Regions from separate parts of the Homo sapiens genome. Here region 1 is linked to region 2. A link is an interaction called in ENCODE POLR2A ChIA-PET data of the cell type or tissue named here. Cell type or tissue: A673. All regions are shown on one strand. Each heading gives the region's core, and the rest is flanking DNA. Links, peaks and the distances in the headings are about the cores only. Region 1 holds the start of SNORD88B (small nucleolar RNA, C/D box 88B). Region 2 holds the start of LOC105372436 (a long non-coding RNA gene).

Region 1 (5,928 bases), core at 734-5,733, 650 kb after region 2:
CCGGTACCCTTGAACATGGTGTCAGGGTGTGGCTAGCTCGACGGACACCGAACAGCTCCACAGGGAGGGTAGTGCCCAAGGCTTTTTGCCTCCCCTACCATGTCCCGCACTTCCTGAATGCAGCTCAAACCAGGAGCAGCTCCCCCAGGATTCTGGCCTGCTTCACCCCTGGAGCACCAGGCCAGGCGGTGTCTGTCCTTGAGAGCCAGGCCCAGGTCTCACGGTGGCGTATGGACAGCTCCTCCCCATAGGCCTGGTCACAATAGGGAAGCGGGGGTGGCTCCTCCCCTAGCCTGCAGGAAGCCCTTGGTAGCCCACTTATCCACCTTCTCCTGGGTGTGTGGCTCAGCAGCCAAGTCCTTGTGCACTGGGTTGGGTCCCAGCATGAGCCTGGTGGCCTGGCGGGCCCTGGCACCATGGAGAGCAGCCTGCTGCCAGTGATGGCCTGGATCTCCAAGACGGCCTCCAGCACTGTCATGCCCTTGACCAGCTAGTGCTGGTACAGGACCTGGGTAACAGGCATGTCCTTGGGCGTCACTGGCTCAGGGGCAGAGGACGAGGTTGAGGAGGAAGCTGGATACCCCTGTCCATGGTGGGCTGGGGCTGGAAGGGTGGCTCAGTGGCCTCGAAGTGCCGGGAGGACTCCCAGCTGGCACCAGGCCATCAGCAGCCGGGTGGGCAGTGCCGTGCTGCTGTTGCCCTCAGGGCCTTGCAGTGGTAGCTGAAGATGGCACCTTATCAGGTTGGATCAGGTCACCCGGCAGCAGCAGCTCTCGAGAGCTGAGGCACAAGGCAGGGGCCCGGCTGTACACCTGCAGGACCCAGGAGAGCCTGTTGCAGTTCTTGCCCGAAGCGCCGAGATAGCCAGCTCAGTGTCCCTGCAGCAGGAGCAGAACCAGCTCTGGCCCAGGTGGGTGGGTGGCAGCGCTTTCCTAGCCATGGCTGCAGCCACGCCTAGGCAGGAAACAGCAGAGTGTCTGGAGGGATGCTGTCAGGGGAAGGACACAGAAAAGGCACGAATGGGGGAAACAGCCACACCCCCACCATCACCTCCCGGAGTGGGGCCCCTCAGAACCCCGGATGTCAAAGGTCCCGGGGTGCACCGTGTCCTCAGGGGCAGTCAGAGCCCAGTGCTGGACATCACGGGGTCCCCAAGTGCAGCCCTTTCAAGAACCCTGGACACTGGACATCTCACTGCAACCCAGCCCCAGCCCCCATCCCACCTCCGCCCCCCAACAGGGTTACTAAGGTTAATGAGCCCAGTGCTTAGGGCAGCGCCTGGCTCAGCACTTGCTGGGCACCTGTCTACATCTGCCTTCTCACCAACACCAGGAGTAACAGGCAGCCTCCTCTGTTCTTAATGAGTGATGGTCAGGCCCTTCAGCACCTGGAGGCAGGAGGGCACAGGGGAGGGGAGAAGGTCAGTGGGGTGCAGGGCAGCCAAGATACCCACCAGCCCTCCCCAGAGCCAGGGCCCCTCAGACCCCCGGGTGTCAAAGGTCCCGGGGGGCACCGTGTCCTCAGTGGCAGTCGGAGCCCAGTGCTGGACATCATGGAGGCCCCGGTGCCCTCACCCCCTCCTGATGTGGGTCCCAGGACCACCTACTGTCCTAAGGGGGACATCACAGAAGAGTGCTGAGAGATCAGGCAACAAACTGAATGACACTTGGTCCCTGGGGGTGCCAGGCTACCTCCCCTCCCCATCCAGCTCAGCCTGGGTATGGCTCCTTGTATGATCTAGGCCCACTGACCTCACCCCTCCCCGCCCCCCAGCAGCAGTGTTTCTCTGGAAAACGGGACTAGAGATGCCTGCAGACAGGCACATCTGTGGGGTTCAGTGAGAGGACGGGGCCAAACCCTTCTGCTTGGGCCTCCCATGCCTAACGGGATACCCCTCAATCGCCTCTGCTGCCCCCGGCCCAGCTCTTCTAAGCTGCTCTGACTTCACCAGAACCTTCTGTGACATGGGGAAGGGGCAGCTGCCTCTCACTGGGACCCTGGCAGGATAAGTTCAGTTTATTCTCCGCAAAAGCACTAACACTGTGGGTGCTCGCTCAGTGGGTGCTGCTGTTTAACAACCTCAGAAACACCAAAAGCCCCATTTTGCATAGAAATATGCTTTGTAGGAAGAGGGGGGTCCTTGTTTAAACTAATCAAGGAAAATTAAAAACCCAGCCCCCAGCCACAAACTAGCCACATTCCAGGTGTCCAAGAGCCACCCGTGGCCAGTGGCTGCCAGACTGGACAAGGCGAGGAACATTTCTATCTGGACAGTCGTAAGGAAGGCGCCGGCCCAGAATCCACAAATGCTACGTGTCCCTTCTGTCTCCCTATCCCGCATCAGCTCTGTCGTCTCACCTCTCACACATCCCTACCCAACTGGCACCGACACCACTCATGTCCCCAAGAATCCCCTCTAAGCCAGCCATGACAAACGCTCAGCTCCATTCACTACCCCACAGAGGATCTCGGATTAAGAGCACAGGACCCGGCCGGGCATGGTGGCTCACGCGTGTAATCCCAGCACTTTGGGAGGCTGAGGCGGGTGGATCACGAGGACAGGAGATCAAGAACACCCTGGCTAACACAGTGAAACCCCACTTCTACTAAAAATACAAAAAAAAAAAAAAAAAAATTAGCCGGGCGTGGTGGCAGGCGCCTGTAGTCCCAGCTACTCGGGAGGCTGAGGCAGGAGAATGGCGTGAACCTGGGAGGTGGAGCTTGCAGTGAGCCGAGATCGCATCACTATACTCCAGTCCAGGCGACAGAGCAAGACTCCCTCTCAAAAAAAAAAAAAAAAAAAAAAGCACAGGACCCTCAGAAAGATACTCAGGGGAACTGCAATCCCAGCCAACCCTGCCCAAAAGCCAGCTTCCCTGCCAGAAATAGCTGAAACCTCCAAGAACCCGGAGAACACACTTTCAGTTCTATTTCGCTGCAGCCACGGTTCCAGCTCCTGACACCTAAGGAACAAATGAAAATCTTCCCAGAGCTGAGAACACCTGTCTCTTTTCTGATAACACACACTCATGCTTGTCTGATTTTGCTCTTTGAAACAATTCTCCTGATAAAGCCTGTTATTTTTATTGTGAAAATAGGAGTTCCCTGAATTCTATCAGTTTATATATAAACGGTTCACTGCAGGCTAAGCTGTGCTTAAAGACACATTGCATTCAGCCTACAAAACCCATGAAGTAACGTGACAGAATCACCTGGTAGTTACTGTCTCTTTTCCACTGCTGAGTTTTGACATGTTTGATTAGTTCTTTCCCCTGAAACGCAAATGCTTGTTCCCTCCAGTCCACGCATTCCTCTTCTTATTCAAGCCCCACCTTCAGAAGGCGGGAAGCGCTAGTGCCCCGGGCCATTTGCTCGGTGCCTGTTCCACAGACACAGCAGTGAGGCGCAAAAGAGTGATGGCCTGGTGAATGTCTCCAAGCCTGTAAACAGCAGAGCTGGGGTTTGGACCCAGGCCTGCCTGCCAAGTTTTCCATAGTTGTGAGATGGGTGTTTTTTTTTTTGAGATGGGAGTTTCACTCTTGTTGTCCAGGCTGAAGTGCAATGGTACAATCTTGGCTCACTGCAACCTCTGCTTCCCGGGTTCAAGTGATTCTCCTGCCTTAGCTTCCTGAATAGCTGGGATTACAGGCATGTGCCACCACGCCTGGCTAAATTTTTTTTTTTTTTTGAGACACAGTCTTGCTCTGTTGCCCAGGCTGGAGTGCAGTGGCACAATCTCGGCTCACTGCAACCTCTGCCTCACGGGTTCAAGCAATTCTCCTGCCTCAGCCTCCTGAGTAGCTGGGATTACAGGCACCCGCCACCACGCCCAGCTATTTTTTGTATTTTTAGTAGAGATGGGGGTTTTCACCATGTTGGTCAGGCTGGTCTTGAACCCCTGACCTCATGATCCACCTGCCTCGGCTTCCCAAAGTGCTGGGATTACAGGCGTGAGCCACTGTGCCCGGCCTAATTTTTTGTATTTTTAGTAGAGACGGGGTTTCACCATGTTGGCTGGGCTGGTCTCGAACTCCTGACCTCAGGTAATCCACCTACCTCAGCCTCCCAAAGTGCTGGAATTACAGGTGTAAGCCACTGCGCCCAGCCTGAGATGGTTTTTGTATGTAAACACTGAGTACAATCATTGGCACATCAATCAGTTTCTAGAGGTACGGTATGAAGTCAACCTAGACAGTGAGATATTTTAAACCCAGGTGAGTGAAGGAGCAGGAGCAAGGGTTCTTACCTGGATAGGCATGGTGGGTGGTCCTAAGCTTGAAGCTGCACCTGTAACACAGAAAGACACAGTGAGAGTGGGGGAGGAAACAGTCTGCAAGTCCACAAGCCATTAAAACTGGGGCCCCTCAGACCCCCAGGTGTCAAAGGTCCTGGGGTGCACTGTGTCCTCAGGGGTGATCAGAGCCCAGTGCTGGACATCATGGGAGCCCCAGCCCCTCTGCAACCAGGTCCTGAGGCCACTTACCTTCAGGGACAGAGGCCAAGCTAACAGAGCTTAAAGAGTAGGAAACGCGGCCGGGCACGGTGGCTCACGCCTGCAACCTCAGCACTTTGGGAAGCCGAGGTGGGCAGATCACGAAGTCAGGAGTTCGAGACCAGCCTGGCCAATATGGTGAAACCCTGTCTCTATTGAAAATACAAAATTAGCCAGGCGTGGTGGAGAATGCCTGTAATCTCAGCTACTCGGGAGGCTGAGGCAGGAGAATTGCTTGAACCCAGGAGGCGGAGGTTGCAGTGAGCCAAGTCGTGCCACTGCACTCCAACCTGGGCGACAGAGCAAGACTTGTCTCAAAAAGAGTAGGAAATGCAAAACTCATCCAGAAGGTAGGAATGACCAGTTTTGCTCATGGAGACACCAAGATGCCCCAACCTCCCCAGTGTCACAGGTCCTCGGGGGACTGTCCTCATGGGATGGGTAGGACCCCAAATGCACTACATGAAGATGTCCCCGGTGTTCATCCCCCACTGTTTGCAGGTTTCTTTAGCACTGCCTACATCTGCACATAACCCATAAACAGAGAAAGCTGCCAAGACACAAATCCCCTGGAAGAACTTATTGAGAGAAGGAAGAAGAAACAAAGCCAACTTGTAAATAATAATGAGGAGAGACCCTCGACTGAGTCAGGTTTGAACATATCAGCTGTAAAAGACATTTCGAAGATGACTGAGGAACAACAGGCACAAAGCAGATTGTTAAATTGCAGTATTAAGGGTGACAATGCTAATAACATTAAGTAGAAAAATGTTACTGTAGGTACACAAGTACACTATTTTGAGTGAAATATGAACCTTTCTTTCAAGTAAGAGTCTGCTCTGTTGCCCAGGCTGGAGTGCAGTGGCGCGATCTTGGCTAAAGGCATTCTCCCACTTCCTTCATAAGTAGCTGGGACTACAGGCCCGCACCACCACGCTTGGCTCACTTTACTATTTTTTTGTAGAAATGGGGTTTTGCCATGTTGCTCAGGCTGGTCTTGAACTCCTAGGGTCAAGCGACCCACCCACCTCGGCCTCCCAAAGTGCTGGGATAACAGGCATGAGCCACCGCGTTCGGCCATGAAACTTACTTTCAAAACACTTAAGCACAAGGTTTTTGAATATGGCAAGATGGTGCAAATGTTAACTTTTCCCATTTGTTGGTAGATTTTAATATTGCCAAAGGACGACGTGCCAACGATGAATGCATGAAAAAATACTTTCACTTGTGACATGAACAAACTCAACGATTTTCTAGGTGGTTGCCTGAAGGAGGTAAGTCAAGTAGAGATCCTTGCTGGGGTCGTGGTGGGGGAGATAGGAAATGGGCTAGCTGCTTCCAGGCTGAGCCTCCTCGGCAGGGGCATGGGCCCCGCTCAAGTCAGGAAACCGATGTTCAAGACCTTAAAGGACCTAAGCCAAAAACTAACGTTAACA
Region 2 (6,195 bases), core at 500-5,499:
GAGCCACCACACCTGGCCTAGTGCACGAGGTTTTGATGAGAAAATGAGGAAGAGAGTCTTAACTTTATCCCCATGAATCACTTGTTAATTACAAAAAGAACAGGGTAACTTTTTTATCTTATTTAAATAATTAATTTATTAATTTGGAGACAGGGTTTCGCTCTTGTTGCCCAGGCTGGAGTGCAGTGACTCAATCTCAGCTCACTGCAACCTCCACTTCCTGGGTTCACACAATTCTCCTGCCTCAGCCTCCCGAATAGCTGGGATTACAGGTATCCACCATGACACCTGGCTAATTTTTTGTATTTTTAGTAGAGATGGGGTTTCACCATGTTGGCCAGACTGGTCTCGAACTCCTGACCTCAGGTGATCCACCCGCCTCAGCCTCCCAAAGTGCTGGGATTACAGGCGTGAGCCACCACACCTGGCCTTATTTTATTTTTGAGACAGAGTCTTGCTCTGTCACCCAGGCTGGAGTGCAGTGAGGCGATCTTGGTTCACTGAAACTTCCACCTCCCGGGTTTCAAGTGATTCTCAGGCCTCAGCTTCCTGAGTAGCTGGGGTTACAGGAGCCCGCCACCACGCCCAGCTGATTTTTGTATTATTATTATTATTATTATTATTTGAGATGGAGTCTCGCTCTGCCACCTAGGCTGGAGTGCAGTGGCGTGATCTCGGCTCACTGCAACCTCCACCTCCCAGCTTCAAGCGATTCTCCTGCCTCAGCCTCCCAAGTAGCTGGGATTACAGGTGTGTGCCACCACACCAGGCTAATTTTTTTGTATTTTTAGTAGAGATGGGGTTTCACCATGTTGGCCAGGCTGGTCTCGAACTCCTGACCTGGGGTTATCCGCCCCCCTCGGCCTCCCAAAGTGCTGGGATTACAGGTGTGAGCCACCGCGCCCAGACCAGGGAAACTAGAGAGGAGAAACTTGGCAGATGCCACCTTACCCATGTGAGTGAGGCTGATGTGGTGTGTGGTGGGACAAGCCGAGCCCAGGGTCCCCAGTCTGATGAGGAGACAGCATCACTCCTAGGGCATCCCTGCCAAAAGCGTGTGACCTAAATCTAACTATGAAGAAGCACCAGACAAACCCAAACTGAGGGACATGCAAGTACATGGTCTGTAATCTTCGGAACTTCCAAAAGAAGACTGAAAACCGGTTCCAGACTGAAGGAGACCCAACAAAGCGAGCAATGTGTGACCTAGGATTTCCTTTGGCCATTAAGGACATTATTGGAGCCAGCTGTAATCCCAGCACTTTGGGAGGCTGAGGTGGGAGGATCGCTTGAGCCCAAGAGTTTGAGACCAGCCCGGGCAACACAGTGAGACCCCGTTTCTACAAAAAAAAATTAAAAAAATTAGCCGGGCATGGTGGTGTGTGCTTGTAATCCCGACTACTCAGAAGACTGAAGTGGGAGGATCTCTTGAGCCCAGGAGGTCGAGGCTGCATGAGCTATGATTGTGCCACTGCACTCCAGCCTGGGTGACAGAGCAAGACTCTGTCTCCAAAAAAAGAAAAAGAAAAAGAAAGACAAAAAGACATTATTGGAAGAATCATCAAAAATTTGAATAAAGTCTATAGATTAGCTATTAGTATTACATCAATATTAATTTCCTCATTGTGATCGTGGTGCTATGGTTATGTAAGAAAATGACCTTGTCTTTGGAAAACACAGAGATTCGCTAGAAGGACTGGGGAGTGGGAGGGCGCAGAGACCGAGAGAGGGCGACAGAGACCCACAGAGAGGGGGAGAGAGACGCAGAGAGAGGGGGTACAGAGACCCAGCGAGAGGGGGACAGGACCTGGGGCGGCGAGGGTGAGGGGAAGATCAGAGAGAGCTGGGAGACCCAGAGAGGGAAGAACAGATGCTCAGGATAAGGGGAGCCGAGACCGAGTCTGTGCCTGTGCAGTGCTGCTTTCGGGTTCTGGGGTCAGAATCTGGGTTGCAGCTCTGCCAGCCTGAGAGAAATCGCGGAGTCTCCCCGACTCTCAGTTTCTTCAACTGCAAAGTGAGGAAAGGTAGGTTCCCCTTCCTAGGGATCGCAGCAGTCCCACGCTCCGCCGGACTCCTGGCAAACAGCAGACGCCCAATTCCTGCGCGCCGAGTCGTCTGAGCCGCACTGATACTAGGTGGGACTCAGGGAATGACAAGAGGGGGCGGGGCGTCACCCACAGCGCCCTCCCCACTCCCAACCAGACCCAACTTGGGCCCGCCCCCGGAGCTTCTGCTAGCCTGTCTGGCCCGGCCTGCACCCACCTGCTCCGGTCGGGTCCGCGAGTTCCGTGCGTCCAGGCGGATTCCGCTGGACAGCCAGGCCTTCCCTTCCTCCGCCGGGTCCCGGAACGCGCCTGAGCAGTCCCTGTCTCGGAACTGTAAGTCCCGGTACCTTAAACGCGGCATCGCAGCTGGACTACATTTCCCAGAAACCATTGAGGCTCTTGCTCCTCCCGGCCTAAGGGCTCTGACTGCGAGGGAATGCTGGGAAATGGAGTCTGGGAGCAGGATACGGGGCAGGAGTAAGACTGTATTTAGATACATACACAACAGCTTTTGGAGGAAAACTGGTATTTGGGACATGCCTGACTGTACTGGCACGCGAATATCCCTGTTTTAGGCAGAGGCGATGCCATTGTCCATTTAATCCAAATTTCTCATACCATGGCTGAAGTCTTCAGGACAGATAAAATTTGGCCCTGTGTAAACTGATGGTGAATGAATTGAACCACTGTTACTCAATTTCCCTAGGCATCTGCCTTCCTATTTGCCTCAGTTTCACCCACCACTTCTTAAAGGGCAGTGTGATACAGGCAATGGAGCCTGTTCTGGGAGCTGGGAGATGTGTGTTCAGGAGTGTAAGGATGGTTTGATATTAGGACATTATGCAATTTATCTTTTGACCTTTCTGAATATATCAATATGCAAGCATATCTATAGATACACTAAAAAGACTTTTAATAACATCCAGTAACCCTAGATGCTGAGAAAGCTTACAAAAAAATTCTGTAACCAGTCATTTCTAGATAAGCTTAATAAATTAAGCATATATTCATATTGAACAACAATAGCGACAATGTTAAAGAATTACTGGCTTCTTATTGTGTTTATGTATGTCCATATAATCAAAACCTCATATCAAGCTTAATCGTAAAACACTAAAAGAATTGCCAGGCTGGGTGCAGTGGTTCACACCTGAAATCCCAGCACTTTGGGATTTCAAAGAGGGAAGCTAAAGAGGGAGGATCACTTGCACTCAGAAGTTTGAGACCAGCCTGGGCAACATAGCTAGACCCCCATCTCTACAGAAAATATAAAAGTTAGCCAAGCATAGTGGTGAGCACCTGTAGACCCAGCTACTCGGCAGGCTAAGGCAGGAGGATCAGTTGAGCCCAGGAGGGCAAGGCTGCAGTGAGCTGTGATGGTGCCAGCCTGGGCAAGAGAGCAAGACTCTGTCTCAAAAAAAAAAAAAAGTGTAAACCGTATATGTCCTCATGAGAAAAAGCTAGATGGCTCATTGCCAGAATGAAATAATAATAGGTGTTACTTATTGACAACACGTTGTGAGCTTTACTAGTTGACTGAGCTGACACCACCACCCTATGAAGAAGGCATTGCTCTCCCTATTTTACAGACAAGGACACTGAGATAGAGGATTTATGTCATCCCCCCAAGCTCCCAGAGCTAGTCGAGGACAGAGGCAGGACTTGAATCCAGGTTCAGCCCATATTTGCAACCACTTAATTTTACTGCTGCCAAGTTTGCTCCTTTTTCCTTGTGTTCCGATAACCAAATGCTCCAAGCACAGGTTGTACTGTCAGCTGAGGCTCTAGAGTCAGGGTGGCATGGAGCAGAACCTCAGCTAATCTATAATAGGCATGTCACACTGGAGACAAAGGTGACTCCATCTTGGATGGTTATCCGCCATGTTGACTTCTGATTAATCCCAGTCCTGGGAATTCCTTCTGATTTCTACTTTACTTACTGTCCCTAGTGTAAGAACATGTCAACCTTGATGTTATCACACAAATTATAGGCTACGACACAGCATACAGAACATTGCCTGTTCTGTAGGCTTAATTGTCTTAACCCTTAATTGTCTTGCTAAAGCAAGTATTGCCCTTCCCTATGTGAGATAAGCCTTAGGATTAGGGAGTAACTGTGTGGAGATAGACCTGTCTTGCTGCCACCCAAGACCATGCTTCCCTTTGTAAGTTCCCCAAATAAATCACCCCTTACCAATGAACTGGGTTTGTCTCCCTCTTTTTTGGTTTATTGTCTCCTTCCACACTTGGGGGTTATTTTGCATAAAGTCCTTATATGGAACACACGTGAACAAGGAGTAAGTCTTCATTGCTACAAGCCATGAAGGAGGTTGGGGGGGTGTTTGTTACTGAAGCATAACTACTTATCCTGGCTGATACAACTGTCTTCAAAGGTTTTGAGGAAGCTGAAATTTGATATTAAATACAAGTTATTATCAGAGCTTTGCAAGTCATTAACCTCTCTGTGCCTCAGTTTCCTCATTGTACATGGGGCGATAATAAGTACATGGGGCAATAATAAGTACCCTTTTTATCAGGTTATGAGATTTGAATAGGTAGATAGAAGTAAAGCCATTAGAACAGTATGTGACAGATAGAAAACACCATATAAGTGTTTGCTATTATTAAAAAACGCGTTAGGCCAGGCGCGGTGGCTCATGCCTATAATCCCAGCACTTTGGGAGGCCAAGGCAGGTGGATCACTTGAGGTCAGGAGTTCAAAACCAGCCTGGCCAATATGGTGAAACCCTGTGTCTACTAAAAATACAAAAAAATTAGCCGGACGTGGTGGCTGGGGCTTGTAATCTCAGCTACTCGGGAGGCTGAGGCAGGAGAATCACTTGACCCGGGAGGCAGAGGTTGTGGTGAGCCAAGATAGCACCACTGCACTCCAGCCTGTGAGACTCTGTCTCAAAAAATAAAAAACGTGTTAATAGTTCCCGCCGGTGACTTATATTTTTTCCTTATTTATTTATTTTTTGAGACGGAGTCTCACTCTGTTGCCAGGCTGGAGTGCAGTGGCATGATCTCGACTCACTGCAACCTCTGCCTCCCGGGTTCAAGCGATTTTCCTGCCTCAGCCTCCCAAGTAGCTGAGACTACAGGCGCCCGCCACCACACCCAGCTAATTTTTGTATTTTTAGTAGAGACGGGGTTTCACTGTGTTGGCCAGGATGGTCTCGATCTCTTGACCTCGTGATCCGCCCGCCTCGGCCTCCCAAAGTGCTGGGATTACAGGCGTGAGCCACTGCACCTGGCCCCAACTGTGACTTGCTATTTGCTCTTCCTTCTACCTTTTCCCCACTACTGCTTTCAGAAAACACCTACTTTTCTTGCAAGAACAAGTTCTTACAGCCTCTCCTGCAGTAAACGTTCTCCGATTTCCACCGAGCTGAGCCGGAGCTGGCAATTCGCTCTGTGGGGTTCCCACAGGAACATCCCAGTATCTTATAGGGTTATGTGCTAACCGCTGTGTTGTAATTCTTTGTAACTGTCTGTCTCTCTCGCTCCAGTCTCATCACACTATAATTTATGTACGACTTAATTATCTGTTTATTCTGCACTTCTCCCAGGAAATTTCCATGAAGTTGAGGAAGTGTCTGGACCTGCAGCATTAAGACGTTAAAACAAACAAACCCTGGCCAGGCGCGGTGGCTCACGCCTGTAATCCCAGCACTTTGCGAGGCTGAGGCTGGCGGATCACTTGAGGTCAGGAGTTCGAAACCAGCCTGGCCAACATAGTGAAACCCCGTCTCTACTAAAAATTCAAAAATTAAGCCGGGCGCGGTGGCTTACGCCCGTAATCCCAGCACTTTGGGAGGCCGAGGCAGACGCATCACAAGGTCAGGAGATCAAGACCATCCTGGCTAATACAGTGAAAACCCGTCTCTACTAAAAGTACAAAAAATTAGCTGGGCGCGGTGGTGGGCACCTGTAGTCCCAGCTACTCGGGAGGCTGAGGCAGGAGAATGGCGTGAACCTGGGAGGCGGAGCTTGCAGTGAGACCAGATAGCGTCACTGCAAGTCCGGCCTGGGCAAAAGAGCAAGACTCCGTCTCAAAAAAAAAAAAAAAAAAAAAAAAAATTAGCTGGGCATGGTGGCGCACACCTGTAATCCCAGCTACTTAGGAGGCTGAGGCAGGAGAATCGCT

The links. Peaks named below come from ENCODE experiments on the same cell type or tissue, not always from the same donor. Only the 100,000 strongest peaks of a DNase experiment are listed, where the experiment ranks them.
Region 1: POLR2A ChIA-PET joins it to region 2 with 8 read pairs; 1 of 35 experiments calls an interaction of 5 or more read pairs at or near these places.

The regions. Positions count from the first base shown.
Region 1 is chr19:50,797,971-50,803,898 of GRCh38, forward strand. SNORD88B (small nucleolar RNA, C/D box 88B) reads right to left here and starts at 1,155; the gene lies at 1,059-1,155. SNORD88A (small nucleolar RNA, C/D box 88A) reads right to left here and starts at 1,565; the gene lies at 1,469-1,565. It overlaps SNORD88C (small nucleolar RNA, C/D box 88C), which reads right to left and starts at 4,451; the gene lies at 4,355-4,451. It also overlaps the pseudogene C19orf48P. RefSeq lists an enhancer at 4,051-4,551. In A673, for the core only: no CTCF peak of the experiment used is centred there; no DNase peak of the experiment used is centred there; H3K4me3 peaks cover 1,821 bases; H3K27ac peaks cover 2,771 bases.
Region 2 is chr19:50,145,871-50,152,065 of GRCh38, forward strand. It overlaps LOC105372436 (a long non-coding RNA gene), which reads right to left and starts at 2,367. Exons shown (of 3, transcript XR_936021.4): 1 at 2,263-2,367. RefSeq lists a silencer at 1,714-1,813. In A673, for the core only: CTCF peaks have their summits at 1,711 and 1,911; DNase peaks (open chromatin) are centred at 1,741 and 2,441; H3K4me3 peaks cover 1,523 bases.